7 separate regions of the Mus musculus genome follow, and regions 1, 2, 3, 5, 6 and 7 are each linked to region 4. The links are chromatin loops, found by intact Hi-C in ENCODE. Cell type or tissue: left cerebral cortex. All regions are shown on one strand.

The links. Hi-C counts contacts between places; a loop is a spot of excess contacts. Peaks named below come from ENCODE experiments on the same cell type or tissue, not always from the same donor. Only the 100,000 strongest peaks of a DNase experiment are listed, where the experiment ranks them.
Region 1: a loop joins it to region 4, with 8 times the contacts of the local background. A loop is called at or near these places in 7 of 42 quality-filtered maps.
Region 2: it touches region 4 in a loop (2.2-fold over the local background); 2 of 42 quality-filtered maps call a loop at or near these places.
Region 3: it touches region 4 in a loop (2.5-fold over the local background); 7 of 42 quality-filtered maps call a loop at or near these places.
Region 5: it touches region 4 in a loop (8-fold over the local background); 7 of 42 quality-filtered maps call a loop at or near these places.
Region 6: a loop joins it to region 4, with 6 times the contacts of the local background. A loop is called at or near these places in 6 of 42 quality-filtered maps.
Region 7: a loop joins it to region 4, with 2.9 times the contacts of the local background. A loop is called at or near these places in 6 of 42 quality-filtered maps.

What each region holds. Positions count from the first base shown.
Region 1 is chr1:42,683,748-42,687,747 of GRCm38, forward strand. The region is part of intron 1 of Pantr1 (POU domain, class 3, transcription factor 3 adjacent noncoding transcript 1); the gene reads right to left. Gm46091 (predicted gene, 46091) reads left to right here and starts at 791. Exons shown (of 3, transcript NR_168293.1): 1 at 791-963. In left cerebral cortex, a CTCF peak has its summit at 1,226 (motif pointing right); DNase peaks (open chromatin) are centred at 794, 1,211, 1,854, 2,563 and 3 more places; H3K4me3 peaks cover 3,604 bases; H3K27ac peaks cover 3,978 bases.
Region 2 is chr1:42,489,270-42,493,269 of GRCm38, forward strand. No RefSeq gene overlaps it. Among named protein-coding and RNA genes, the nearest start is that of Gm36678, 64 kb to the left of the region's middle. In left cerebral cortex, a CTCF peak has its summit at 1,703; DNase peaks (open chromatin) are centred at 1,771 and 2,411; H3K4me3 peaks cover 690 bases; H3K27ac peaks cover 409 bases.
Region 3 is chr1:42,537,542-42,541,541 of GRCm38, forward strand. No RefSeq gene overlaps it. Among named protein-coding and RNA genes, the nearest start is that of Gm46089, 34 kb to the right of the region's middle. In left cerebral cortex, no CTCF peak of the experiment used is centred here; DNase peaks (open chromatin) are centred at 1,274, 1,702, 2,207, 2,484 and 3 more places; H3K4me3 peaks cover 1,785 bases; H3K27ac peaks cover 2,131 bases.
Region 4 is chr1:42,257,263-42,261,262 of GRCm38, forward strand. It overlaps Gm28175 (a long non-coding RNA gene), which reads left to right and starts at 590. Exons shown (of 4, transcript XR_865384.2): 1 at 590-709; 2 at 972-2,595; 3 at 3,891-4,000. In left cerebral cortex, no CTCF peak of the experiment used is centred here; DNase peaks (open chromatin) are centred at 82, 935, 1,227, 2,088 and 5 more places; H3K4me3 peaks cover 2,249 bases; H3K27ac peaks cover 3,666 bases.
Region 5 is chr1:42,689,533-42,693,532 of GRCm38, forward strand. The region is part of intron 1 of Pantr1 (POU domain, class 3, transcription factor 3 adjacent noncoding transcript 1); the gene reads right to left. The region is part of intron 1 of Gm46091 (predicted gene, 46091); the gene reads left to right. Among named protein-coding and RNA genes, the nearest start is that of Pantr1, 3.3 kb to the right of the region's middle. In left cerebral cortex, a CTCF peak has its summit at 1,888 (motif pointing left); DNase peaks (open chromatin) are centred at 753 and 1,864; H3K4me3 peaks cover 3,698 bases; H3K27ac peaks cover 3,782 bases.
Region 6 is chr1:41,808,841-41,812,840 of GRCm38, forward strand. The region is part of intron 1 of Gm29260 (a long non-coding RNA gene); the gene reads left to right. Among named protein-coding and RNA genes, the nearest start is that of Gm29260, 68 kb to the left of the region's middle. In left cerebral cortex, a CTCF peak has its summit at 1,677; DNase peaks (open chromatin) are centred at 1,122, 1,212, 1,691, 2,468 and 1 more place; H3K4me3 peaks cover 913 bases; H3K27ac peaks cover 1,544 bases.
Region 7 is chr1:41,896,246-41,900,245 of GRCm38, forward strand. It overlaps Gm29260 (a long non-coding RNA gene), which reads left to right. Exons shown (of 6, transcript XR_373362.3): 2 at 1,115-1,286. Among named protein-coding and RNA genes, the nearest start is that of Gm29260, 160 kb to the left of the region's middle. In left cerebral cortex, a CTCF peak has its summit at 1,713 (motif pointing right); DNase peaks (open chromatin) are centred at 1,746, 2,763 and 3,862; H3K4me3 peaks cover 264 bases.

The sequences.
Region 1 (4,000 bases), 430 kb after region 4:
AAAAAAAAAGTTCCTGGTTAATGATTTAAAAGAGAGGAATTTATTTTGTCCCAACTTTCCTTCAACTAGTCCACTTTTGTTCTCATGTAGCGATAATTGACAGCCCCTGTTTTGTATGAAATTATGGAAATCACAAACTAGAAGAATAGGAAGTCATTATTTCAGAACTGAAAAGAGGTAGGTGTCTTTACTTCCTCCTAAAATTTCCCATTACTGGAAAGGAGCCAGGAAGTTGAAACGTTGCAAGACAGACCATGATTGTGGGCTGCAGCCCTCCTCCCTATTCCTCCAAAATAAAAAAACAAAAACAAAACAAAACAAAAACCTTTTAGTCACAGTCCTTAAGACCAAGGCGAGAGAAAACCTCTCCTCAACTCCCTAAAACGTGGCTTCTGAGTGCATGGGCCCTAGGCTAAAGCAAGACCAAGCTGTAAGATGCTGTCTGTTAGCTAGTATTGTCCCTCTAGGCTTTACTTTGGCTCACGTGGAGCCGGCTGTCCATAACAACCCCGGACCACGGACCACGAGGGACCACAAGGGAGATCTCTGAGGATCTGCAGAGATGACCTAACCGAAAGAGGGAGATGTACAGTGGATAGGAAACAAGCCTGGGGCAGACAGAGGACTCAAAGCTCTGCACTATAGGTACCCACACTGGTGGAAAACGACTAGCATTGAGCATCCTGCTGCGCCTCCTGTCCTGCCTTTCCAAGCCCTGCCCTGGCCTGCCCTGCCCCGCGCTGCCCTGCGCGCGCGCGCCTCACTCACACGCACACGCCTTAGCACACGCACACACGTGCTCATGCACACTACTCCCAGCAGTGTCTCTGTCCAGGCTCTGGGGCGACGTCCGCCTTTAAGGGGCGACAGCCCTGTCCTTCATGGAGCAGCCCCGCAAGGGAGCAGAGAGGCACGGCGGGCTCTGGAGCGCGTGGGCCGCGACCGAAGAAGCACGAAGGGCAGGTGGCTGAAGGGGGTTTTCAGTGGAGGGCGTGCAGCGGCGGGAGGGGACAGCAAGGATCTGGGGGTGGGGGTGCATTCTTGGTTGCTCTTTCCCGCAGCTGCAGAGAACTTGCCTTGGGGGGGGGGGGCGGCACTAAGTGCCTAGTCGCACAGCCTGGGTTGGGGCTGTGAGTGAGCGAATGGGAGAACCTGGCTGGCACGCGGGCAGTTGAGGTACCCAACACGCTGGACACAAGCGCGAGCCCTCTCCGAGTCCGCCTGCAGAGGGCGCCCTCACGGAGGCGCCCTCGGGACTGGCCCGCCATCCCCAGAGCACTAGGGCTAGCTCCTTCCGGAGGGGTCGGGATGGTATGGTCACATTGGTCACCATCTAAGAGACCTCGCAAGTGCGCAATCCTTTTGCTTTGTTTACTTGTTTGTTTGCTTGTTTTCTATGCTCCGTAGCTAGAAGATGCCTGGATGCAGGATGCAGGGAGAGATAGTCTGCTGGCTAAGCGATTCTGCAGGTTCACATTTCCTCTAAGGGTTTGGGAATGGGGGGGGGGGGTTGTTCCTTTTCTCTCAAAAAGCCTCGAAAGACAAGAAAAGTTTTCTACCACTTGGAGGGACACAGAAAGATGAAATATGAACCTTGCTTCATAGGGATGGCCAGAAAGTATTAGAAATCTCGTGGACAAGCTGTACCCATGGCTTCGCTGCCTGTCACCAAACAGGACACAAGCTCTTTGATGAAGCTAAGTGACCTGAGTCTCCCTTAGAAACAGGCTGGGCTTTAGGCTGGAGGAGGAAATGCCCTGTAGACATCGTGCCCCCAATCACGAGGTTTTGGCCACCCTACAATCTTGATCATATGAAAAGGAAGGAACCACATTCCCAAAAGAACAAGTTCGGGACCTCACAAGGACATCAATCGAGGCTTAATTGGACCCTGGACTTCTGCAAGTACTAGTGAGCAGATCCGGAGCAAAGTGTCTTAGTAAAGCTGAGACCAGATTTTGTGATACACAAACCCGAGTAACTCTGTCCCCAACTCGCTGCAGAAGTTCAGCTGAGCTTGAGAAAGTGGCATCCCCCCCCCCCAACCCCACTTCTGGTGCATTCCCAAGCCAAGCCAAGGCCAGAGGTGTGCAGAAAACATTTTAGAGAAACCCCATCTTATAAATATGAGAATTTCATCAGGCAGCACAGATTACTCAAAGTGTTCCGTTTTTCTGCGATCCAATTTTATTAGGATTTATTCTCATTTGTGTTCGACTTCTCTGGGGAAATAATGCTTTGATTAATGTAATCCTGGCCCAGGATCCGCCTCACGCCCCTCGACCATCTCCCAAGAGAAAGGGCCTGTTTGACAAACAATAACAGGCGCAACTCTTGCAATCTGCCCACACCTTTGGGGATGGCTGGGAAGAGGGTGACACTCTTTCACACCCAACTAGCTAAAAGCAGTGTGGAAAGGAGGGAAAGAGAGAGGGCTCTGTGGTGACGAACTTTACAGAAGCAGAGCCTTAGGTACCTGGGAGAGGGGGGAGGGAGTTCATGGGGTAGAGCCCGAGACTGGGTGTGCGAATGAGTGCGTGGATTCCAGTGCGCGCCTCTCTTCGGCTCGCTCCCAGTATCTACTTCTTTGTCCCTCGCCACAGGCCTCCACAGCAGAGATCTGCGCGCTGTGGTTGTACAGCTCCTTGACCTCAAGGGTATATACACAGCGCCCACCCGCGGCCCCAAAGCACCTAGAGAGCAGGTCTTACGGGTTAATTAACCACCCCAACCTGAGACGCCCTGCAGTCGTCAACACCCGAACCAGGAGCCCAGATCCTATGACCCAATTCATTGGTTTTCCTCATCCATCAATCCCACCATGCATCCATCCATCCTTGCATGCATACCATACAAATCGGTGGACATAAGCGCGGATAGTTCTTTGCCCAGCTACGGGCGAGAACGGGCGCCCCCTTTGCAGCTCTCTTGCCTCCTGTTCAACCAAGACCCCCTCCGCGAGAAGAGAACAGCTCAATTACGGAAAGGAGCAAAGAAACTAATTCCCGGGCTCAAACGCCCTGCCCACCGGAGCTTCTCTGGTCCCCCTTTCTGTAGCGAGTTCCCCACCCCCACGGTCCCCAGCTCAGGGGCGGTCGGGATCGCGCGGCGGTGCTAGGGGTCCTGCCCCGCTCCGCGGGAACAAAGCCCGCCGCGGGAGCTCGTGGCCGCGCTCAGAACGGGTGACAAAGGCAGGCAGGCGGTGCCAAGCTCCAAGGCAGCGCTCTTATGGCCAGGAGAGAAGCAGGCCCCAAAGATGGGTACAATTTGCACCTAGGTTTTTTCTGGGCGTGTGTGTGTGTGTGTGTGTGTTTTCTTCCTTGTGTGCCCAAAGACCTGTTGGGTGACTCAGCTTTTATCTACCTAATCCTGAATCCTCCGCAGTCTTGCCGTTCTCTCATGCCCGCTCCAGTCTCCTCCATCTCGCCCAGCTTTTTCCTCCACCTCACTCCTTTTACCTCGGGCCCCTTCTCGCTTTGAGGCTTAGCTTTTTTCCCTTTTTTCTTTTTTTCTTTTCCATGGAAAAGTACTGTTAACCGGATTCTGCGGACCGCTCTATGTTCAAATAACATTCTAAAAGACCTTTTTGGGCAGTCGCTGGCAGAAAAGGGGAAGTAATGGGAGCCTTTTAATTTTATTATGCAAACTGCACTCTAAATAAAATAAAATGCCCTTAGAATGCGTTCGAAGAAAGACAGACGTAGCCCTGAGGCCCAACAGATTCCTGCCGAATTCGGCAAATGTCCCACAAATCACATAAATGGTAGGGTCGGAGAGGAGAGGAGGACACCCCCCACACCGTTGAACGGAAGCCCCATTCCACTTGAAGAGTGGGAGCTCAAGTCTCCTGGGGGGGGGGGTTAATCATGCATTCTAACCCTGGATGAGAATTGCTGCCAAGACCCTACCAATAAAATCATACAATGTTTTAATTTGGGGTACTTTTAATGCTGTTTATTCCAAACAAAATTTTACTTGACCGATTTTGTGGAATAAAAAT
Region 2 (4,000 bases), 230 kb after region 4:
AACATGGTTTAAAAGTCTCAATGTTTATTCAACTAGAATGTCATAGTGTAAAATTTTCACTTTGTAAGATAACATTTCCGGTAAGATTTGGACTTCTAGTATTTCACTGGGGGTACCTAAGCTTTACAGTTTTATTCACTTAAGTCACAGACAACACTGGTTGAACATAGTTAATGTACCAACTGCAATTATCCAACTGTCAAAGGCTCAACTCCCAACTATCGATAAGCTTCATTTAACTAATTTGAGAAGGCGGAAGTGGAGCTTTTTTTTTTTTTTCCAGGAAGGCTCTTTTCCTTATTTCCTGTCAAGAGAGCCAAGTTGTGAGACCTTTGGTTAAAGGGGCTCTTTGTAATTGAGCCAGGGAGTCTCCAAGTGAACAGTTCTCACGGGGTGGGGGGTGATGGTGGTGGTGGTGGCAAAATAGGATGGGGGAGGATGCTTGACACCAATCACTGAAGGAAGTAATCAGAGTGCAGCCAATGCGGGTGCAAGCCTGCCTGCCACCTCAGTGATCATTGGCTGTGTCTACTTTATGAAGCACAGTCTATTAAGACCTTGGCTGGCCTGCCTACGGCTGCCCAGTGCTCCCTTCTCAATGCCTGCACTCAGACGACCAGAACTCGATCAACCATGTTATATCAATAGCATTCTCACACCAGGTTGTGTAAATTGATCTTTTACAATTTCTCTTGGTGACAGTCTCTGTAACCAACAAGATAAATCATTCCTCCCGTGGCTTTTTTATTGATTGCTGAGACCTGTATAAAAATTACTCGGCTCCAGCTGCACGGTGAACGTCATTGTGAAAGAGGACTTTTTATTTACAATCAAAATATGTTTGGGCCTAGATCAAGTGCAGATTTACTAGCTCGGGAATTTAACAGACTCCAAGAAAACCAAAAATTAGAACTCTTCTCCACCAAAACCCAGTCATGATGAACTTGAGCAGACATCTAATGAGTCTTAAATTGAGACAACGATATTTCTGAAACAGAGGGGCTTCGTGCATTTGATTTTAAGACAAACAGACAATAGGAAGCCATCTGATTAAAAGTGAGAGGTACACAAAAGCCCATAACTGAACTAAATCTTTGCCTGCATTTGAATCACTCACAACCTCTTGTTTCTAATAGATGAATGAAAGCACCATTGGATGAGCTCAGACAAGATCAGAAACGGGTCAATGGGCCACCCCAGGTATTTGGTGTATTTTGAAAAAAAAAAAAGGTATTTACATTATTTTGTGAGCTGAAAATTATCACCCATTCTTCCATAATAGTAATTCTAAGTACTTGGAAATTTTTTATGTAATCAAAGTAAATACAAATAACATCTTTCAATATTTCATACAAACAACATCTTGAAATAGAAAGAGTTTTCCTCCATTGCATATTTATGTTCAATTAAAGAAGCAAATGTGTGTTGTTTGGGGGAAAGTTTTAAGGTGAAATGTGTGTTTACATTATCTCTAATCTTTTTTAAACAAGTTTTCATTGGGGCACCTAATTTTAAATTATCGGCTGCTAAATGCTGTCGCTTCCCCCATTGGGGACCTACTTTTTTTTTTAATGCAAAAAGAAAGCTGTTACACATTTTTACATTCTCACATAAGAGGAGCTGCTGATATTTATAAAATAAGGAGAACTATCCCCACTTCACCCTTCGCAAAATTCACTTTCTATGCAACCCCTGTGGGCGGGTATTGCATTACAACTCAAATAGCGTTCCACAGCCTAAGAATCCTTTTGTATACATCTAAGAGCTGAGACAGAGATAGTTGCTTTTGTCCTTTCCCCTTGAGCCTGGGCTCCGTCTCTCTGAAGCTGTGCTCTTTATTTGAGTTTTAGAGAAGGCCCTTTCAATGGGACTGGCCTGGGTAGGTGGGGGTGAGACAGAAGGGCTGTCTGGCTCAGTGTCCTCACTGCCTTGACCCAGAGGAAGAAAACCGAGATGTGGAAGAGAGTGACTTTGGGACTCCCTCGCCTAGATGAGATCCACCTGGGAGTATGGTCAGGAGCACACTAGGGCCACACTGGGGCTACCAGTAGGACAGGCAGGAGACAGATCCCTGACTACAGAAGCAGGCTGGGAACTGACAGCTGCGCTCCCAGGAACGCCTTCTTTTAAAGGGTCATTTACAAGTGTCTTGCCTGGGACTGGCTCGCAGCTGCCTGCTCTTTCCAGCCTGTGGCCCCACAGATGCCCCCCAGCTCCCACAGGGCAGAGTTCAGTCTGTTTGCACCAGACAGTTGGTGCCTGTGCACAGCCGCACCTGCAGGCTTGCTCACTGTCTCTGATTCTCTGGAACTCCTCGTGGAGGTGAGAGTTTGTAGGTTCTATCCCTAATCTATTTCCAAGGAGTCCTTAGTCAACACTGTCAGCGGCAATGAGAACTTTGAATCTCCTGTTCAGCGTGGGAAGAAACGTTCGGGCGCCCCATTCCAGCCAGGCACATCGTCTCCATTTCTCCTCGCCCGCCTCTGCGACACGTCTGCTGCCACACATTGTCAGTGATTGTGGGAAAGGGCCGCCAGCCTTTCCGCAGCTCCAGGCCGCCCTAATGAGGGAACAATCGTCCCGGCAGAGAGCAGGCGACCGGGTCAGCGCGCCCAGCACAAAGCACGGACGCCTGCGCCCCGAGGTCCCCGCAGAAAAGGCGAGTCGCGGCCTGGGAGCCAGCAGCGTTTCTTCCAGATCACCTTGCTGGAACTTAGCTTAGCAGAAGTCAGGCGACAGGAACAATAGCCGGGTGCAAGGGTGATCCTGGAGGGAAGCCGAGCTTGGTTCCCGAGGTGCGCGGGATGAATAGAGCAGTGGGCCTGTGTCACAGAGCCCCCAAGGCCCTAGTTGGAGGGTCGGTTTTGCCTCCCCATCCAGTCCAGTCCTGCCTTGAAAAGAAGCAAGAAGCCCTGCCTGGAGAAGGGCTCTCTTCCAGAAATCTTTCTGTCTTCTTGATTTTTTTTTCTCTTAAAATATATATTAGCTCAGACAGACCCTGTCAATAATGGGCTGATAGTAGAAAATGACGGAAATTGTGTCTCCTCTGAAGGCAGACACACTTTATCAGTCAAAATACCCGTTGAAATCTTGTAACCCAGAACAGTATCCTAAGAGAAGTGAGCCCCGCCCCCCGCCACACCCATGTTTTTCAACTTCAAAACATTAAATGGTACAGGGTGGCTCTTTCTGATTTTATTTAATATTGATATAGGCTCTTCTCTACCCTTGACCGGAGTCTAGAGAGGAGCAAGCTTAGGGACGAGGGGTAAAGAAAAAACGTATTTAGTCTTAACCTGAAATCTTAAATGTAAAATTATTTCCTCCAATGACACCAACGCTGCAGTCAGATACCAGGTTTTTAAAGCAGAGATTTAGCAGGCATGGGACTGCCAAACGCTTTGGATATCACATGCTCCCCAAACTCAGGAGTTTAAAGGGGTCGGAAGAGTTGTTTCCTTCACTCCAGCTATTTACCTAACTCTTTTGGAGATCAGAGTGACTCCTGGGAGAGCCAACCATCTGTCAGAACGGGACAGGTGAGAAGACACTCTACCCACTACGGGGTACTTAACATCACCAACTGGATCAAAGCTCTACCCATTCTGCTGAAAATGAGCAGAAACCCAGTGTTATCAAAGACTTCCTACCCTACTGTCCCCGATGCTGCCCAGGAAGCCAAAGCAGGACAGTGCCCAGGTCCCAGCTTAATAATAACACCCTACCCCCACCAATCAGAAGCTGACAAACAAGAAATGGGCAGAAGGCAAGAGGCCAGGATGATCCATTGATTTTACTGTTCCTCTGTTGACCCTACCTGAACTGAGCAAGGGGAGTGCAGGAGCAAAGCCCTGTCTTTTGGTGTGCATAAGGCACAACACTACATAACCAGGCAAAGGGAAACAACAGACCGTTCAAAAGGTTTGCCAAAGAAGGAAAAAGGAGCCCAGTGATGGGCAGAAAAGAAGTGGATTCGACTGGCCTTTTCTGCGGGGACCTG
Region 3 (4,000 bases), 280 kb after region 4:
TGGAGTAGAGAGGATCTTTCAGGTATCTGATTGGATTTATACAATTCTCTTAGGAATTAACAGAGGATAAACCTAGACAGAGAGTCTTCTGTGGGTTCTATGGTATTGGCATTCCCTGGATGGATAATAGAACCTGGGGTATATTGTTATCAGAGACGATATTGATTCTATCAACACCGTTAAGCTACAATTTTTCCTCATAACTATGTATGCAACTCTCTGTGATTTGTGTTCAGTGGTGATCTTTTTTTTTTTTTTTTTTTTCCTTCAGCTGCTGCGGTTTTCTTGCTCCGGGGTACTGAAGCTATGTCCCAAAGATTTGGGATTGAGTCTGAGAATAATGAAGAGGAGATCAAAGATGTTTTGGGATTAGAACTAATTGTTTAGGATGAAAAGGAGGCATAGGTCTCTAATTTTATTAGTTGCATAGGTGTTTGAGAGATAAGCAGTGTAAGTGGAAAAAATTGCAGATAAAATCAGAGGCAATTTTGAGAGGAAGCGAAGAGGAAATTAGCAAGAACCTGACGGGGTAGAGGGCGGTGGGTGGGGGTGGGGAGCACCGAAACTTAGGCTTTTATAAACTGAATGACTGCAAGATGGCAGAACATCAATATTTAAGATTAATTTTTAAAATTATGCGTCTGCTTGGGGCAGGGGGTCCATGTGTGTGAGTGCAGAAGCCCAGAGATACCAGAGAACCCTGGGAAGTTGGTGTTACAGGTGTGAGCCTTTTAACATGGGTACTAAAACAGAAACTGAGATTCTCTGCCAAAGAGGAGTACGCTCTCAAACACTGAACCATCTTCTGGTCCCTGTGAATTAACATTATTAGAAAACACGTGCTCAGATTTATCCAGCCATGGAGTAGGGGAAAAAAAAAAAACACGCAACAGAAGAATCATTATGGTCCCCACCCAACACCTAGCTCGTCACAGTTCAAAAGCTATCAAGGCCTGTGCCCAGATGCTTCGGGTCCAGGGCACTGGGAAGGAATAATTTGACTAGGTCCACACCAGGGTAATGGAAAGCCCAGAATTTTACCTCTGGAATTTACTCATACTTTGTCCCTAAAGTCACATGTTCCTAAAGACAGCTGTGATTTTCGTGTGTCAAATGCAGTGACAACATGATCCTGCCACTCCGTACTGCCACACCTACTGCAGTGGCCTTGCTGTCCCTGATGGAAACTGAGCGCCAAGCAGCAGGTTTCTCCTGCTCCCGTTGACTTGTTAGAGTCTACCTTGGCTCAGCTTGTCTAGGCCTGGGGTTTGCACTCAAGCATCTGTCCTTTGTCCCATGACTTCCTGGAGTGGCTTTCTGGGAAAATGTCATCAGCGATGTTGATTTCCTGTCTTCTCATCACTGGATCTGGGAGGTGGATTCTCTTCACACTGGGTTTTGTTTTTTTGGTTTTTGGTTTTGTTTTTTTTTTTTAATCTGAAGAATGCACAGGAGCCTCTTGCCTTGTAATACACAGTCTGTCTCATTCATAAAATCTTGTCCTGGAAAAAGCCTCATTCATTCCCACAGAAGAGCCGCAGTTGGGAGGGCAAGGGCATTCAAAACCTTGGGAGATAGGAGACAATAGCGGAGCGCTTGGCAGCCGCTCCTGGGCGGCGTTAGCAACGTGTACCGACGCCAGGGAGAGGATAAAACGCTGTAGTTATTTACTTGTCTCTTAGGAGCAAAAGAGTCTCTTTGCCTCTAATATAGATGCCAAATCCTCAGGACCCAAGCGAGGAAATGATGAGCTGTGCGGAGGATTGGCACGAAGTCCTGTGCTCCGAGATAGTGAGGCATTTTGCTTGAAAGCATCCGTTGTTTAAAGAGAAAACGAGAATTGTGGGATTTTGTTGTCAATCAAGGGTCAGCAGCTTCCTCTCCCACTGGACGCTCACACACAAGCCCCCCCCCCCCCAACACCCGGACCCTCCTCCCCCATCCTGCCAGAAAGCCAGGCTGTCCTGTTCCTTGGCCACCAAAGGCCAAGGCTTCCCTTGCAGAATCTCAACGCAGTTGGTAACTTCAATCTTGCCAACGCTTCCCACGTTAGTAATCACCAAATACTAAACATGACAAAAATTCAGACAAATAGGGCATCCGTCCGGTGTAACTCCGTTTGCCGAGAGCCCTCCAGAATCCGGAGCACAATAGGTCTGTGTTTATTTTTCCACCAGTAGCATAATGTGACTGATTTACAAGAGTTTCACTGGAGTGGTAATCTGACAGTGATGAAGGGGCTCCTCACTAGCGCAGTCGCTCACACTATCATATTAGTTGCCTCTAGCAAGGCAGTGTGGTCGATAATTGGAACGCTTTTATGTCTAGTGGTTCTGACAAACCTCTTCTTCAGGTCACATATGGGCGGTCTAGCTCTCTACTCAGCCCAACAGTGGCAAATACTTTAGACTGAGAAAGTATTGTTCTCTTCACATTGTAGAGCAATGGCAGTTCAAGGGAAGTGAGGCTGCGTGCCGGCTACCTGCTGGTGTGTAGTAAAATGAAATGGACATGATACCGAGCCGGGAGTACAATTAAATCTATTTTGCACCAATGTGTTGCTGGACAGATGAGTTTCCACATGACAGAACTTTATGATCTTTAAGGTAGACTGAACTAATAGATTGGTGTGGAGCGCACTGAAGTTACCAAGGACTGGAAAGCAGGCAGTGGTACATTTGAACTACAGGTTTCTCATATGCCCCGCGTCATGCTGAGTTTTTATAGCTCCTGGCTTTCAAAAAGCCTGTTTCAAAGAGGTTTGCGCTAGACTGGGCATGCAGTTTTGCTCTGCAGATATTGTCGCTGCCGATTTAGTGGAATGCAATTAGGAAGCCTAAATTAAGTGGTAATGGAGAACCAGCTCTTGAAACTGGGGTTTCCACGGCAACCGCTGCTTACAATACAGCCTTCAGTTAGTTTTCCCACTTTATCTGCAAAATGCACAATTGAGCTTTAAAACAGCTCGGTACTGAAAAACGCACTGTAAACAACTGTTTGCAATGAGAGTTTTACACTGTCTTTAAATACAACAAACCATCACATAAAATTTACTTGCCCGCACTAATAATGTGAAATCCGGTTGCGGGTCGGGTGAGGAATTTTTTTTTTAATGTGTTATTCCTCTGTCACCATCGGATTTATTTTTAAGGAGAGATGTCACGAGTCATTAGGTCGTTCAACTTTGGTCATCCCTGCACTATTTTCAGCTCCCCTGACAATCTGTGTATCCCAACAGTCCTACATTAAGACACATTTTCTCTCTCAGCACGCAGAGCATTGTCTTAAATAATTGTATAATGCTCTTTGTCAATATTCCTTTTTCTCTAACAACACTTTGTAGATGTTTCTTGTAGTTTCACCTTTATAGCATACTGTACACCTGCAAGATTTTCATATTTACTAATCTGGACTTTTCCTTTCTTCAGATGAGACCAACATTCCATCTCTCTATATATTTAAAGGTTAACCAACCAGGAAGCTCTTGTGCCATTCTAACAGACAAGACAGTTGAAATATAGCAAGAAGTAGGTGTATTTTCCACCACACAGTTCTTTGAAGTGACTATGGGGGATTTGCACCTTTGTAAAATTCATTTTCTTCTATGGTAGGGAATCTGTATTTTATTATACAGGGCTGGCACTTTTGTTTCCCTGTGTCAGGGTTATACGCATACTCCCATCAACGACCCATGCATACTTTTCTCTGCACAGGAGGAAAAAAAAATCAAATTGAGTTCTGCAAAGAGGAAAGAAGGATAGAATCAAATTTGGGGTCTCCTAGCTATAACACTCTGTTTAATTGCCAGTCTTAACAGGGTGATCACTGGAACATGTCTGGACAGAGCCAAGCAGCTGGTGGGAACTCATGAATCCGCCACAGCCCAGAAGGTAATGTTCCCCGGCAGTTTGTGTTCTCGCAAGGTTGGCGTATTATACGTGTGTTATTTTCACTGTGAGAACATGCAGAGAGAAAGGCATGGGTGGGGGTGGGGGGGGAC
Region 4 (4,000 bases):
CCAGGGTGGAGTGCGGCATTTTGGAACATTTAAATCTGCACTTATAATCTCAGATGGAGGTTATAGCTGAAAATAAACAGGGGAGGAACATTCAAAGGTTGTAAATTCTAATTACGCATTGAGATCAGCTTGCAAAGCTTTTTTTTTCCCTCCCCCAAATGTTGGGCTGTTTCAGATTCTGTCTGCTTTCTACTAAGAACACCGAAAAGGAAGGTTTTTGAAGTCTCATCTGACAACCCGGATGGAGAATGTAAAAGGTAGCCAAAGACATGGTTAGGGGGTCTCCTTTCCTCAACAGAAAACAATGAGGAGGAGAAAAAAAGTTTAAAAAAAAAGATAAAAGAAAAAGTGAGCTTTTGTGTGCCTAGGTATCCTTCCCAGCCCCTGCAAGGCCTGGGGCATCACTAGCCACGAATCCCTCCCCGAGTTCCCGGTCCTCATTCTGGTTTTACCCCATGGCCACTTGGACTGGCTTTGATTCCCCAGGGTAAGTGTTCATGATCACAAATTTGGCCAAAAGATTTTTCATTACCCTCCAACATTTCTTTTCACCTCCAACCTCTAGGCAGGACCCTGGCTTTCCCTTTGGAGCCAGGAATATAAAGACACGGGGCCATCGGGCTGACCCAGAGGGCCCAGCTGTCAATCACAGTCTCGCCATCTCTGCTGCCTTTCACACCAGGCAGCTGGACCCATCGCTGTCAACCAGGTAACAACCCCCAGACAATAGCGGCCTGAAAGCCTGGTCTAGACACTCTTTTAGCCACTTACTCGCTGCTCTTGGCAGCTGTTGAAGCATAAATAAGCAGTTTGTAATCAGAAAGCTGACATCATCGCAGCGCGGCTGAGAGGGGAGACTGTTCCTGGGCACTGAACGGTTTTTTTCTTGTGTGTGTATGTGTGTGACAACAGATTCCGGGGTGGGGATGCAGATTTGTGCCATGCTAAGCTGGTCTTTCTTTGATTTACAGAAAACAATTGGATCAGGTCCCCAGCTCCAGGGAACACCAGGATTATTTTTTCACGTTCAGCTCCTGATGGCCAGTCACATCGAATAATAAACTGGGTACCAATGGCACATGAGCTCTGCAAAGATGGAAACATAGCAGGGTGGATTGCAAGTTTGGATAGGGGAGGTTTGCTGGGCCACGGGGTAACTCCTCAGCCCCTGGCAAGGTACCATGTAACAGTTTTGGTGGGGGACACACAGACGGGTTGCTGCTGCAGGAGAGTCTGCCCGCCCTGCAAGACTGGTGGTTTCAGGAAAAGCAGCAGAGAAACTGAGCATGCTTATTTCTGTTTCCCGTGTCTGCGCGTGCCTGTGTGTGTTTCAGGACCAAGGTCTGCCTTTCAAAGTGACTGGCAGCTATCCTCAAGAGAGCAGAAGATAGGAGCCGTCCACCAGAAGCACTAACTACCCTATCACCTCTACAGCTAAGCAGGACCTCTTGTAGATTTCCCTGTTTTCCCCAACACTGGCTTTGCCACTAGAAAAGGGAGAGGTAGTCTACGTTATTTGCTTATCATAACGGATTTCTTATCATTGTTTGAGGTTGCTCCCAAAGGAGTGAGGGCTTCTTGGGTTTCTTTTAGCACTCGGGTTCTGATTGCCCTGATGTCTGCTGGTAACACTGGACTCAAACCCTGTTGGTCCATAGCGGCCAAATCTATGCCAGGACGCTATAGACCTTCCCACCTGAATAGCCCATTCAGGTAGTTATGCCCATCTCCAATTTCCTCTACCAAAGGGGGAAAAAAAGAAAAAGAAAAAGAAAAAGAAAAAAGTCCAGTTCTACAAAAATATTGCCGTCCTATCTCCCTGAGGGGCTCTGGTATTAGTTTGTTCTAAGTAGCTCATGATTTAGAATACAAAGGCATTTCCAGAGTGCATGTTTAACAAAATGACATAGCAGATAATTGAAATTTATTTGCAATTTTCAAACTACAATAAACACAATTCTCCTTTTCTTTCATTAATAATCGCACGGCTAATGCATAGCAATCCCTCTGCAGCTTTTACAAGCAAACTTGAGCTGCCGTGCTGTAATAGCTGGAAAAGTTAATGTAGCTTGAACGAGGTTTCTAATTGTCCCTGTCTCTGTCATATTTGTCTACTTGAATGGTCCTAAATACCACAGCGATTAATTACTACAGAGCAGGTATTACAAGATGTTATCATCTTTCCCCAACCGTCTGGGTGAATGGAGAGAAGGGGAGATTGTTACAGTGTTTCATCTCTGCTCTTCCTGTAAGACACTTTAACCAGAAGATTTAACGTGTCAAAGTTAACAGCGTTTCTAGCAGATATTCACATTCTAATTAAAGATTAAGAACGTAGTACATTACACTGTGATTTGTCATACATGGCTTGTTAAATAGGAAACCTACCGGGATTCCCTAACATTTTATAAACATTATTCAGGGCTTTTAATGTGGGCAAAGTGAAAGATTGTTCAACTGCATTGCAGCACAGAAAGCAGGTCGCCCTCAGTCCCTCCCCCACCCAACTCCCAATAAATAACAAGATGAGACAAGTTAGGCTGCTGAGAGGCTGGCTTGCACTGGAGGTTCTCTTGGAGCCATGAATCACCTCTGGTTAGTATTTGGTGGTAGAGGGAAGATCTTTATTATTAACCCTAGACTCCCCTCGTTTCTTCTTCTTTTATTTCTCTCTCTCTCTCTCTCTCTCTCTCTCTCTCTCTCTCTCTCCCTCCGTTCTTTTTTTTTTTTTTTCCACTTTTGCTTTTGGCTGCCCGCTAAGTAGAGGAAGGTAAGAGTCTTTGTTTGAATTGGAGTGCCAAAGGACAGAATAAAGATGAAACAGTATTTCAATATGCAGCCACAGCCTTCAGCTGCTTCCAGCAGCCCTGATCGTACCAGTTCCGGTACTAGTGGTACAGGACTGGTTCACATTCGAAGATTGCCTGCGGAATAAATTAATGAGATACTGGTCATTTGCATATTCACGGTTGCATACTAGGTAGAAAGCAAAGGCCAGGTGTGTTGAATTTGGGGGTTAGATCTGCTAAGAAGTCACATCTTTCTCTTCCTCAGAAACAGGGTGCCCTAACAGTAAAAACAATAGTAAGGCGAAACTCTTGCTTAATGAACACTCTGAGTAATTATAGCAGCAAGGCAAGGAGGGTACGTTTAGCTTACAAGCCCCAGTGAAGCCAACATACTGCCCTAGTTATAGAGAGGCCTAGATGCAATAGTTCAGGGGTATAAAGAGAACAAATCCCACTGGCTCTCTCTGGATTTTAGGTTTTAATTATGCTGGTGGTGTGCATTCGTACCTAATGCAAAATGATCAATTGAAGGAGACCTTTACATTTGTAAACATTATTATTGACTGGTTGCCAGTCTAAGTTGGAAAAGGGGAAAGCTGTTCTAAGAAAATTACTGGCAAACCCAAATAGGGGGGATGAATCTGGGCTGTTTCAGTAAGGAGTGTGGGTCTCTCCACTTCCTCTGCTAGTGGCTGCTGCCAGGGCATGGGGAAAGCACATTGTTTAAGGCATTTGTATCTCACTGTGGAGCTAAGTCTCTGTGCAGCTGTGGGTCCTGGCTTGGAAGCTCCCTCAGAGATGAAGGACACATAACATACTCTTCAGGACCCTGGGACCGTTATAACATACAAGAGTGACCATTCATGGTTTTCAGGGCTGTCTCAAATTTTTAATATTTTGCTTTTATTTTATACAGCTAGATATTTTTTCTTTCAAAATTGCTTTTAATTTTTTCTTTCAAGAAAACAATTGAACAGCACCCAAACTCTAGGAACTGAATATCAAAATGAAAGTATAGTATAATAAGTTTTTTTTTTTTTTTAAATGATGCCTATTTACTAACAAGTCCCACTCTCCCTATTCTGCCTTCCCACTTCACAGGACCTCTTCCTGGCCAAGGCAGGCGGTGACCCTTCGTTAGACACAGTGTGCACACACACAGCAAGTGTGCATGCATAACAAACAGATGCCCACGGATCCCACAATGGGTT
Region 5 (4,000 bases), 430 kb after region 4:
AAGTCTGTAGCTTTTGCCCACAACTTTGGATCTTCATTGATCCTTGATTATCCCCTAAGTCATTGCAGAATTCTAACATGGCCCCTGTAAACCAGCAGGTCACCTCAAATTAACTTGTTGCTTTGCCCCAAATTCTTATTCTTCTGTTTCTTTTGCTGAAAGTGGACCACGGGGGTTCCCACCACTTCCTTGTTCTTCTGAGTATATTTTTCAGAGAGAGAGAGAGAGAGAGAGAGAGAGAGAGAGAGAGAGAGAGAGAGAGAACAGACAGCTGCTTAGACAACCACAGCTCCAAGAAACTATAACACAGGAGAACATGCTGTATGAAGAACACGGAGACCTTCACCAATGTTTTGCGATATGGATGAATAAAAAAAACAAAGTGTCCCCTCCCTACTAATACGTTCTGAATGCTCTGAACAGCCCTGAGCATGCAGAGCAAGCTAAGCTTGGGGTTTGTCCCACTCTGTGGACTTCTCCTGGAAATCTTTTGTCTGCAATGCAGAGCTGAGGAGGAAGGCAGTGGTTTGGTTCGCATGAAACCTTCCTCAATTCTCCACTTGAGTTTATTAGCACAAACCTAACACTGCATCTTCTGACGCCAAATGTGTAAGGTCCAGTGTGAAATCATATGGTATACGTGTATTTGAGCAAGTGTCTCTTGCTTACAGGATTCCTATAATCTTTCAAACCTAGATGAATTCACATCCCACTTCAATCCAACCCCGACCTGCTAAAATTAGTTTCACAGAAAAACTTAAGGCTGAAGCCTGGTTGGCTTGGAGCAGTGTTGAAAAGAAGCCAGTGGCAACAACCCCCACCCCTAGAGGAGCAGCAGAGCTATCAGAAAGGTCAGGCTTTGTGACTCCTTTATTCACAGGTGCCTTCAGCTGCACTGTGGAAGCCAGCTTCACACCCTAGTCACTCCAGCCTTGGCTTTCTTAGTAACTCTCTAAATCTTCTTGGGAAAATTGTGTAAGACAAACTGACTAAATCCTCAAAACCAAGGGGATTTGCTCTTCACTGTTTTAGGTAGCCTCCTAGTTTGCTACAAAACTTTTTCGTTCTTTGTCAGGGTTTTCATTGGCAGCACACATACACAAAAGGAAAAAAAATCTTAGGGGCAGAAACTTTATGTTCCACTAAAATTCCTCTTTATCTGTCCTTAAAAAGGTTCAAGTCCACGGTTACCTCTATCCTCTGTCTAGCTTGTATTTTCTTTTCTCTACAGAGCCCTTCAAGGGTAACTATTAAACCCTTTGAAAACAGTAAGAATGAAAGTAGCTACTAGGTATCAAATGGACTGAAAGATCCCAGGCACCTGCTATATGCTCAAGACCCTAAATTATACCCAGTTGTGAGATTATGCCCTGCTGAAAGGACCATCATTTTTACATATACCATATACTACCTCAGAATTCATTTTGCTTTCTAGTTCAATTCCAAAAAAACAATCACCATCATCAGCCTGAAAGATAGTTTCTTAAGTAACCTATATTGTAACCATAACGGTTCTCTCTCTCTCTCTCTCTCTCTCTCTCTCTCTCTCTCTCTCTCTCTCTCTCTCTCTCTCTCTCTCTCTCTCTCTCCCAGCCCATTTTATTTTATAAACAGCCCTAACCACGCTTTCCAGAGAGAAATGGGGAAATAGTTTCAATATCCTCTGGCTTCCTGGGTCTTTTACAGACATGGCTAGTGTGGGAGAGACCACTGTCCTGGTATTTTAAAACTCTGTGTTGCCCAATCATTTCCTTTCTTCCCTTGAACATGCACAGGAAAGGTAAGGGTGTTTGTTCTTCTGGCAAATTTGGAAAGACTGATTTGCTTTTGAACTGGCTACATTTTCCTCAGCTACTGCTAAGTCGAGTCAGTGCGCCCCCTGCCGACTAGTCAATAGTGTACTGCTAAGCAAAGTTTATTTTGTTCAGTAAACCGTGTCATATAAAATTAACAACAACCAATAAAATTAGCTTATATGTTTCAACTGTAAAAGTCCAAAACAAAATAAAGCTAGTTTTAGTAGTCCTAGAAATCTCTAGTTTGGCTTCTCCTCTTTGGCTGAATCAAGGTCCTTTTATCTAAAGCCCAGTGCACAAACATATAGCTTAATGTGACTAGTGTTCTTCCTTTTATTTCTTTCTCTATGGCAACCAATATGCTCTGCTCAGAAATGTTCCCCATCAAGGAAACAAATGATCTTCAGGGAGCAGCTCTATATGGCATCTGGTCCAATGGAGCACACGGAGTTAACCCCAGTCAGAGGCAAGGCTGTAAACAAGGGGAGGGAACCTGGCGATGCTGAGCCCCTCCTCAACTGACACCTCTTCCTCCCTCATTACAAACCACTGCATTGATTTAGCATCAACTGTTTCCAAATAAATTACCAATTCAAAATTGCAAGGTGTTCTGTATACAAAAGTGCACTATAATTTCAGACATTTGATACTCCCCTCCCAATGTGGCTTTCTTCAAAAGAACAAATCCAAGAAGCATTTAAAAAATCATCCCCAGACCATTTCACTAAAGTAACATAATCACACTGGCCTGGACTTAGCATCGCTATTTCTTTCGGCCATATTTATTTAAGTAAGTATATCCTTGAATTTTATAAAACCGGGAGATAGTGATAAGGAGGGATAGATCTGACTGTCAAAAATAGAAAACATGGAAAATCTGGTTCTCTATACTGAAGCTCCATTGTCCTTGGGGAGTGGAGACCCAGGATATCCTGGTTAGTTTTGATTGATCACCTTCTTTCTGATGGGTTTTCACTACTGAGCCAGCACACACCGCCTGCTCCCCACTTGCAGCTTTAACTAGGGGGACATTGACTTCCTGCCTCTTCTCCCTCACTTCTTCCTCATCTCTAGCCCTCTGCCCTCTGGTTGCCAGCCCCCTCCCCTCTTCACTGGATCCTACAGCTCCCTGTCCTAATCTGGGCAGACTCACAATTCAGACACCCCCACCAAGACAGGCCAGGCATCTCCCTCTTCAGCCCTGATTCTCTGGGGAAAATTCCAAATAAGAAATATTTATGTTTAGTAAACAACTCATTTCTAGGGTTTACCCCTCTCATGATCAACAACTAAAATTAATAGCTCTCTCTCTCTCTCTCTCTCTCTCTCTCTCTCTCTCTCTCTCTCTCTCTCTCAGAAGGGTAAAGCTCTTGCTGTGAGGGCCATTGGAATCAGTCCACCTTTTTATGTATTATTTTAGCAACGTCAGACCTGTCTTACTAACTCCCTTCCACACACTTTCCCTTCCCCGCTCCTCCCAAGCAATGAAAATAAAGCTTCCAAACCTTCAAGAACACAAATAAACAATACACCAGAAAGGAAGGAAAAAGAGGAAGCAGAGCAAGAAAAACCAAACAAACAAAACAACAACAACAACAAAAAAAACACTTACCCAGCAAATTCCCAAGGTTAGACTTTTAAATAAAAGGTGGTGGTTGGTTTTTGGTTTTTGGTTTTTGTTTTTTGTTTTTGTTTTTTGTTTAAAAAAAAAAAAGTAAGGTTCCTGGAGGGGCAGAAGAGAAGGCATATTCTCTACTCTCCAGAGCCGAGTTATCCTTAGCCTTCTCTTTACACTGACTCCTCTAAGCCCGGTTCTCTCTCGTCTATTATTTTCACCAAAATATATGAAAATGTATGCAAATGAAAATCAGCACTAACTGTTCTCCCCTTGTTATATACTTTGGATTTTTTTTTCCAGACAAAACAATCACACTCCGCAGAGGGAGGGGGAGGATTGGGTGGGGTGGGAGGGGGGAAGCTGGGGAGCGATTTGAGAACTAAGTACGTGGGGGGTGGGGGGAGAGAAGGGGACAGACCTGGGAACAGAAGTGCGTTTCTGTTATTGAGGAGCACAGCGTTTGGGGGGCTTCCCGAACGTGCACACCCTCCTTGCAAAGAAAGAAAGTGGATCTGTTTGCTGAGGCGCTATCCCGTTTCATCAGGCCACCTGAGACGGCTTTTGAAAGCGTGTACTGTGAAACTCA
Region 6 (4,000 bases), 450 kb before region 4:
AGAAATTACCATCCTTCAGATTCCTCATTGATTTCACGTTTTAGAAGTCTATTGTGACAGATCATGTACGTCTTTCCATATCTGATTTATTTTATTTCCCCCAAGCTCCAGTTCTACACATTCGCTCAGCTCTAATGCAGTCTCCAAGGAAGCAGCTCACTTCAGTCTCCGCTGAGATCCTATCAGGCCCTGCAGGACCCCTTTCAGTGAAGCGGGAGATAAGCATACTTCATTTTCCCTAGCCAGCTGCCTGCAGACATTTGGACAGAGTCCATAGTGGGATCTAAAGGAGAACTCAGACTTACCTCTACACTGTATCTGTACACATTTGTTATGCTACTGAAAATGTAATGATATTCAATATTAATATCAACTTTAATTTTTTGAACTTTCTTAAATGTTTAAAAATAATCACTTTATTTTCTTCAGATCAATACTTAATCTCCCCGAAAAGTTTATTTCCTTAGTCATTACACTAAACAAAAACAGGTATTTTTTTGTTTTGTTCTGTGGGGGGGGGGGGCATGTATTAGGGGAACGCACTTAACAATTGTTAAGAATAGGCCGTGTGTGTCTTTGGATCCTATTTTTACCAAAGAATTCAGTAGGGAATGTTGGTCACTAGACCCTAGTAGTTGTAGTTAGGATATACTCTACATTAGTCATTTTTCACACCATGTGAGGAAACCTCACTAAATTTAGCATGATTAAATTTGAGCAGAACTATATATTAATATTTCATTTTCAATTAAGTGAAAGAAAATCTACCTGGGATAATAAACTTTATCTGTATATTGTGTCTGTAGAGAGAAAAAAATTGATACTTTATTTAGAAATACTAAAACTCACAAATCCATGATATCAATACTTTAGCAGGCAAGCAAGAAGGGCCAGTATTTTGGATCTCTTATTAAGATTAAGCAGAGTCGCTTCCTTGTGGATAACTTTGCGCATTTCTATGTGGTTAAAACCAGCTGAGAGAGGCGAGGAAAGCTGAGCTATCACTTTTGTTTTATTTTATTTTTTAAAGTGGCTACTGTAGTGGCAAAGGGCACCACCGGCTTCTTTATTGTTACACCACCAGTTCTGACACGAGGGTGACAAACATCATTAGTTTTCTGTTGTAGCTATTGTTGCTTTTGATGACGGCTTCTACAGGGGCCATGCTGCATTCACGCTTTGAGTTCTATGAAGGGACTCCTGAGCTGCCCTGGGACAACCTTGCCAGGTGTAAGGAGCATGGCCCTTGATCTTTGTTGTTCTAGCTGCATGGAATTTCCCTTCCAGCCTTGGCTGGGGAAAGTCCTATTAAGTGCTTTTCACAATTTTCTTGTATTCGTGGGTTTCTTTTATTAAACCAGATACAAGTTGTGACACGATATTAATTCAATCACTAATAACAGACTGGGATCGCGAATCTATGTCAGCAGGTTGGTGTTGATGAAGCCGTAGACATTGCTAGAATATCCTTTTAAATGCTTGCTAAATTTTATTTCTGCGGTGATAGACTGCTGGGTTTATCCCCACCCCACACCCCACCCCACTTTTCTCTCAATCAAAAAAAAAAAAAAAAAAAAAAAAAAAAAAAAAAAGAGCACAAGTGTCCCTCTATGTATGAGCTCTGCAGTCCCAGCTTCTCTGTTGCAAGGCTGGCTGGCAACCACTAGAGGGGAGGAGACAGCCGGATTTATTGAAGGCTCCAGCAGAGATGGATGGTGGGGAAGGCGTCAGAGGAGGAGGTGCCAAGCAATTGAAGTGGGTTATAAAGGTTTGCAAAAACAGGGGAAAATAGACTTCTTAGGATATGCAAAATTTTGCTTCATATAAATGAGAACTGACTGGAAGAGTGGTTAGAAGGTTGCAGCGCATGTACCTGTAATTCTGTAGTCCTAAGAATTAGTAAGGCGAGCCATGAAATCCGAGTTAACACTTATGAAAACAAATGGCTCTTTCCCCAGGACTGTAGCTAATGGTCATGTGCGAGAAAGAACAGCTACTGGGGGAGAACAGGAAAGGAGTCTAAAACGATCTGTCTGTTTTGAGTAAAGAGGAGTCCAGGGGCATACAGCTCATTTCCTAAAGCATGCCAAAACTTAACCCTGTTCACGTCTCTTAACCCCTTACATTCTGGGGCCAAGAGAGAAACAGAGGAAACATCCCAGAAGTAAAATAATGATACAATATACCCAGAGAGAGGAGATGGGAGGAGGGAGGAGGTGTTTGACCTTCCTGGAATCCTGAACTACAATATCCTACTACATGGACTTAAATCAAAAAAATTGTACTGTGGGATGAGGGGGGTCACATATAGCAGTTGAAAAATACCTCTGATGCTTTTGAATCCAGCTTGACCTCTTTGATCTTTAATTTTGGGGAAACTAAAAGGAAATAAATATACTTAATGTTAGTATTGTTAAAGTATTGCAGTGTGGAGCTGGGGACTGTTCTGTGTGCTCTCCTGAGCATAATTGCACTGAGATCATCCTGTTTCCATTTTGAAAGCCACTGGCAATTACTGGAATACAATGTATCATGCGTTTGCTCACTGGATATAAAACCTATATACTAATTCGCAATAAAATGTAACAGCTGTCAGTGCATTTTCTGCTCTGTTACTTCAATAAATTGGAACTCTGACTAGAAAATGGGAATGTTGCGTTTTTACACAGTCTGTAATGTGTTTGCTTTTTGCAAATACAATTTATTTTTTTCATGACAAAAATTGTAGTTTGTTATTACTGCTAGTGGATAAATATTCCTATATCAGAATGAATTACATATGGTACCTGTAAAGAAGTAGTAATATTTTCTCTTTTTTATGGTAGCCTGTCTTCAGTAAACAAAATACACTTAACCTACTTCTGTCGCATACTGAGGTTCCCACCCCCCATCATGATGGCTGTGTGCTGAGAGTAGGAAAAGATGCATGAGGTTTTTTTTTTTTTTTTTTTTTTTTGTTTGGTTTTTTTTTCCTGTAATCTCAGGTGCCTGGATCTATCAGTAACATTTATGTCCAGACACTATCACACCCTACAGAGTTTATTTTTGTTTAAGTTTCAAATGTCTTCCCTCGTGCCTTGACTATGCAGATTTCCTTAGGATGCTGAAGTAATGTCTTTGAGTTTTATTTAAAATAAAAATGCATGAACATTTCTGTAATTCTGTTACTTGAGGTCAGACTTTTCACAGATAATTAGCCTTTTACACACTGTGAAATCAACCTGCATTGGTTATTTGGCTCGACTCTATGCTTCTGTTCTTTATTTCCCAGAAGGTTAACGCGCTGAAAATCTAGCTTCAAGCTCATAGTACTGTCTCTTTGTGTTGCTAATTATCCTGTTGTATAATTATTAATATCAGGAGCAGGAAGAGGAAACATGCACACCAAATAGTCGTGAATGCTGGTGTTCTGGCAGGAAGCAAGCCCTGCATTAATAAAATGTGCCTGTGCCAATATCACAGGAGATGGGAGCGTTCCTTGTTAAGGACCATTTATTAACTGAGATCATCTTTTAGTTCGCCTTGGGGTAATGACTGATGTCAATGGCAAATTTCACAGTTGTCTAGAGAAATGAATTAAATTTGTAATAAAAAGCCCTTCGGCTTGTTGTACATGTTCATTTATTGGCATAGTTGAACTAAGAGAACTGTAAGGCAACTGAGAACGTCGGCTTAATTTTCCTTACATATAATAGTGACCTTTAGCTCCATATTGAAAAAGTTACCTATTATAGACTGGTAAATTAAATGAGAAGTTCCTTTAATGCAAAATAAACCAGATGGCTAAGCTAAGTTAAATGGCCTTTGAGCTTGTAAGATCCTTGGTAGAAAAATATTCTTTCTTCTTGAATAGGGAGAGGTCTTCTAGTTAAGCCTTCATAAAATAAGTGACGGGACATAAAAGCAGGTGAAGGCAATCATTCAGTGTGAGACGGCGAGGTCTTGTCCTTGGCTACTGCTGTGTGTGTGTGTGTGTGTGTGTGTGTGTGAGTGTGTGTGT
Region 7 (4,000 bases), 360 kb before region 4:
CAGAATCAATGGTGAAATGTGCCAGGGGGAAAATAACACCATACAGTGTCACCAACATTTCGAATTTTCCTATTGGAGCTCTCATGAGACCTGATATCTTGACTGCAGTTCTGAAGGAGACATTTCAGAAATCCGGTGAGCTCCCTGTCATCTGATGTCGAAAATGAAATAACTCTAAGCAAATGTATCAATTCCCACTTTACAAATTGCAGGATAAAACTCTTATTTCCCTGTTTCGCCTGTAAATATCACATTGAGCATGTCTGACTTTGAGCTTTGCTCTTGCAGACCAAGTTGTGAAGAACAGGTTCTGTGGTGTATTTGTAAATAAGATCTTCGTTCATTTGGAGAGGCAGAATATCTTCTCTTGGTATGGGAAGGAATGTAAATTGTCTACAGATGGCTTCTGTTATAGGTTATAAGGGTGGGGGGAGGCCATAGAGAAACATTTACTTTAAAGAGCAAAAGACAGCCCACCCTTGTTCATTTCAATACAATAAACAGTTACATTTCTCAGTTTAAATATTTGGAAATCAGATCCGGAACACATGTCCTTTGTTCCTAATTCAAAAAAAGTGGTAGTTTTGTTTAAAATTTTTGTTTGCCATTAGTCTATGCAATCTGTGTTGCGGCAGATGCATGACAAGCCCTATTAAAATACAATAAAGGAGCACCCCGGGTGCTTTATTAAAAGTAGAACAGAGAGAATATTTTGATGCCAAAGAATCATAATCTTCGAAGTTGGTTTTCTAAAAAGTAATTGGAATCAATGGGTTAATTGTTTTTAGACCACTTATAAGTAAATATTATTAGGAAACTATTTTAATTACTATACTTTATGTGGCCCAAATGTAAGCATTTATTAATACAAACCAAGCACTCATTACAAATTTGCACAGAAAATGATAAAATATTATGTATGAAATGAAGCATTAGCATGGACCATTAAGTCCTCTATTTTCATTTAATTGAATTTGTCAGTAGTACCCTCTTTAACTGAAAACCAGTCATAACCACAAAATTAAATAATAATTAAAGAAACAACTATTGAAAGAGTAGCTTGGGAACTAAGGTGCCATTTAACCAAAACATAGCAATTTAATGTAAATTGCAGAGCATGTAGACACAGTTCTGAAAACGATGCTTCCTGGGCTCCCATGGATGTCTTCGTGAATGATTCCACTTTACACACTTGATGGCCTAATCCGAGGACCTGTCTGCTTCCCAAAGGGTGGGAAATCTGCAAAGGCCCGTACACCTCTCTCTACTGTGAGAAGACCACAAAGGTAATATAAAACACACTAACTTTTTCTTAGCTTCTTGATAATCTTGGACTACTAATATGTGCATTGACATACAGACCTAGGAGTATGTGTCTCCTTCATATTCCCATAAGTCACAGAGCAAACCGTCTATATGACAATATACTATCAAAGCTATGACTACAGCACACTTGACATTTTGTATGTACAAGCATGCACTCTTACCTGAGACTTTTGTTTTACTGCTTAATTTAAAAAAAAAAATATTGTTTATAAGCTCCTGACTTAAAAATTCTAATCCAAGGCACAGTTTACACTGCCAAAAACCTTGGTTTCACTATATGTGCATGTGTGTACATGTGAACATTTATTCACATTTATTTATTCTTGCTAGCTGCTTCCATCCTCTGCAGGTCATTTTTTATGCTGTCTAGACAGGCTCCATGTTGCACAGCCAGCAGGGGGAGATAGGATTTAAGGAAATAACAAACTGCGCTTCAAGAAAGCAACTAGTTTAGGAGACAAACAAACAAACAAACAGAATTTGTCAAGGCATCGAGTGGAGTACCTCTATCGCATATGGGGTAGGTGTGGATGTCACATATCATGTAGGCTGCCAAATGGAATTTTTGTGCAGATCCATTGAAGGTCTAGGTTTGAAGTCCTGCACACAGATGCCTTAGTTATTAGCCACACACTTGGCAGCGCTTCCCAATAGAGAAAGTGTGAATCTATGAATCTGAATCTGAGAATCAATTTACACAGGACAAAAATCACAGCATTTACATACACATACTCATGTACTCAGAGAAAACAACACTCACTGTTGCAGCTTCCTATTGCTAACAAACGGGGCACTAGCAGGTAGAGATCGAGGAACGATAACCATACCAAGCATAGAAGAATTTCAATATTTAAAATGTAATCATTATAATGCATATAACTTAAATTGCATTTGTCATAATATATTTGTGACTCACATACATGTGTAAATCAAGCGCTGTGAACACGCGCTCCTGGGCTCCTGAGTGAGAATTATTTTTGCTTGAAAATGATCAAGCTTATGATTTGGAAGAAAACACTCTCCTTTTATACTAACCAATATCATTTTCATAATCATAATTTAACCAGGAAGAAAGTTCACTGGCTCTGTCTAATGACGTTAATATGTTCCTAGTCTGCCGTTAGCGAGAAGTGGCCCAAAACAGGAAAGTCAAGTTTGACATTTTACTGAATGAAGCTAACCTTGTCACTACCGAAAAGGGACATTTTAAAGCCCACCTTGCATCCACAAACTGATTCCCAGCCAGAACACGTGCACATGCTCTATTTAATGTGAAAGTCAACCAATTTCAAGACAAAATGTCTACACCCATACTACAGAGTGAAAACAAACAGCGTGTTAGTAATTCTATCTGGGCATAAATGGCAGTTACATAAGTTGTATGGATTTTGTTTTGTTCCTGTAGGATGATACGCAAGAAAACTTTCAAACTTGCACTGTTAGAGTTTAAAACAGGCATTCCCCACTGGGCTAGCGATTATCTCTTATAACTGGAAACATGAGTATGCAGAAGTTTGCCTTTCCACATCCAAGCTGGCTCTTCCCACGTCGCTTCTCAAGGATTTCATTACAGACAGCCATTTAAGGCAAGGGCAGAATTTGAGAGTAAATTCAATTTCAAAACTCTTGTCAATCCTGCTACATACAGGCATGCATGCATGCACATACATGAGTACACACAGATGCCTCTTAAACTCTGATGTGACTTTGCTATAATCTTTCAGTTTTTTGAGTGTTTGTAATTAAAATGTTTGATGATTAATAATTGTGCATGCTTATGACAATTAATTCATATTTGGTCTGTGTATATATTGTACAAATAGTTGGTCAAGGTTTTTAAGACATCTGGTAACACATTTTTGTGTGTGATAAAAATATTAAATTCATGTTTATAAATTTTGAAACATATCATAAACTATGATAGGCAGTACAACAACTCACAAAAGTTTGTGTTTATAATCTTGACTGAATGACTTTATTTTGATCATGAATACATTTATCAACTCCTCCACCCCCAGCCACTGATAACCACCAACCTATTCAGCTTCTTTGAATCAAACATTTTAAATACTTTGTATAGAAATATCATACCATATAAAATTTTTCTGTGCCAGTTTTATTTGACTTGATGTATTTTCCTCTCTCATCCAAGTAGTCATGAATAAAAGAATATAATTCTTCTTACAGGCTGTATAGTATTCCATTGTGCATATATGTTTGTGTGTGTGTATGTGTGTGTGTGTGTGTGTGTGCATGTGTGTCACATCCATGCTTCTCATATTCATTCCTCTATTGATGGATACTTATATTGATTTCATGATTCCATGTCTAGGCTATTGAGAATAATTCTGAAATGAACATGAGACTGCAGATGTCTCCTTGACATCCCGATTTAATTCATTGGATATGTACCCAGAAATGGGATTACTAGACCATATGGCAATTCTGTTTTTAGTTTCCAGTATTCCAATTTTATTTTCTATCCAGCCCATACGTAGTACCTGACTGATCTCAAGAGAATAATTCAGAAGTGTAGCAACTGAGAGCTGTGAAGCTCCAGCCTCGAGGGTTATTATAGAGACTGGAACTCACCTTCATACATGGCCTTGAACCTGCTCTGTTCTGACCCTCTCACTTTCAGACTCTGGGTCAAATTCATTTCAGAGAGAAAGAC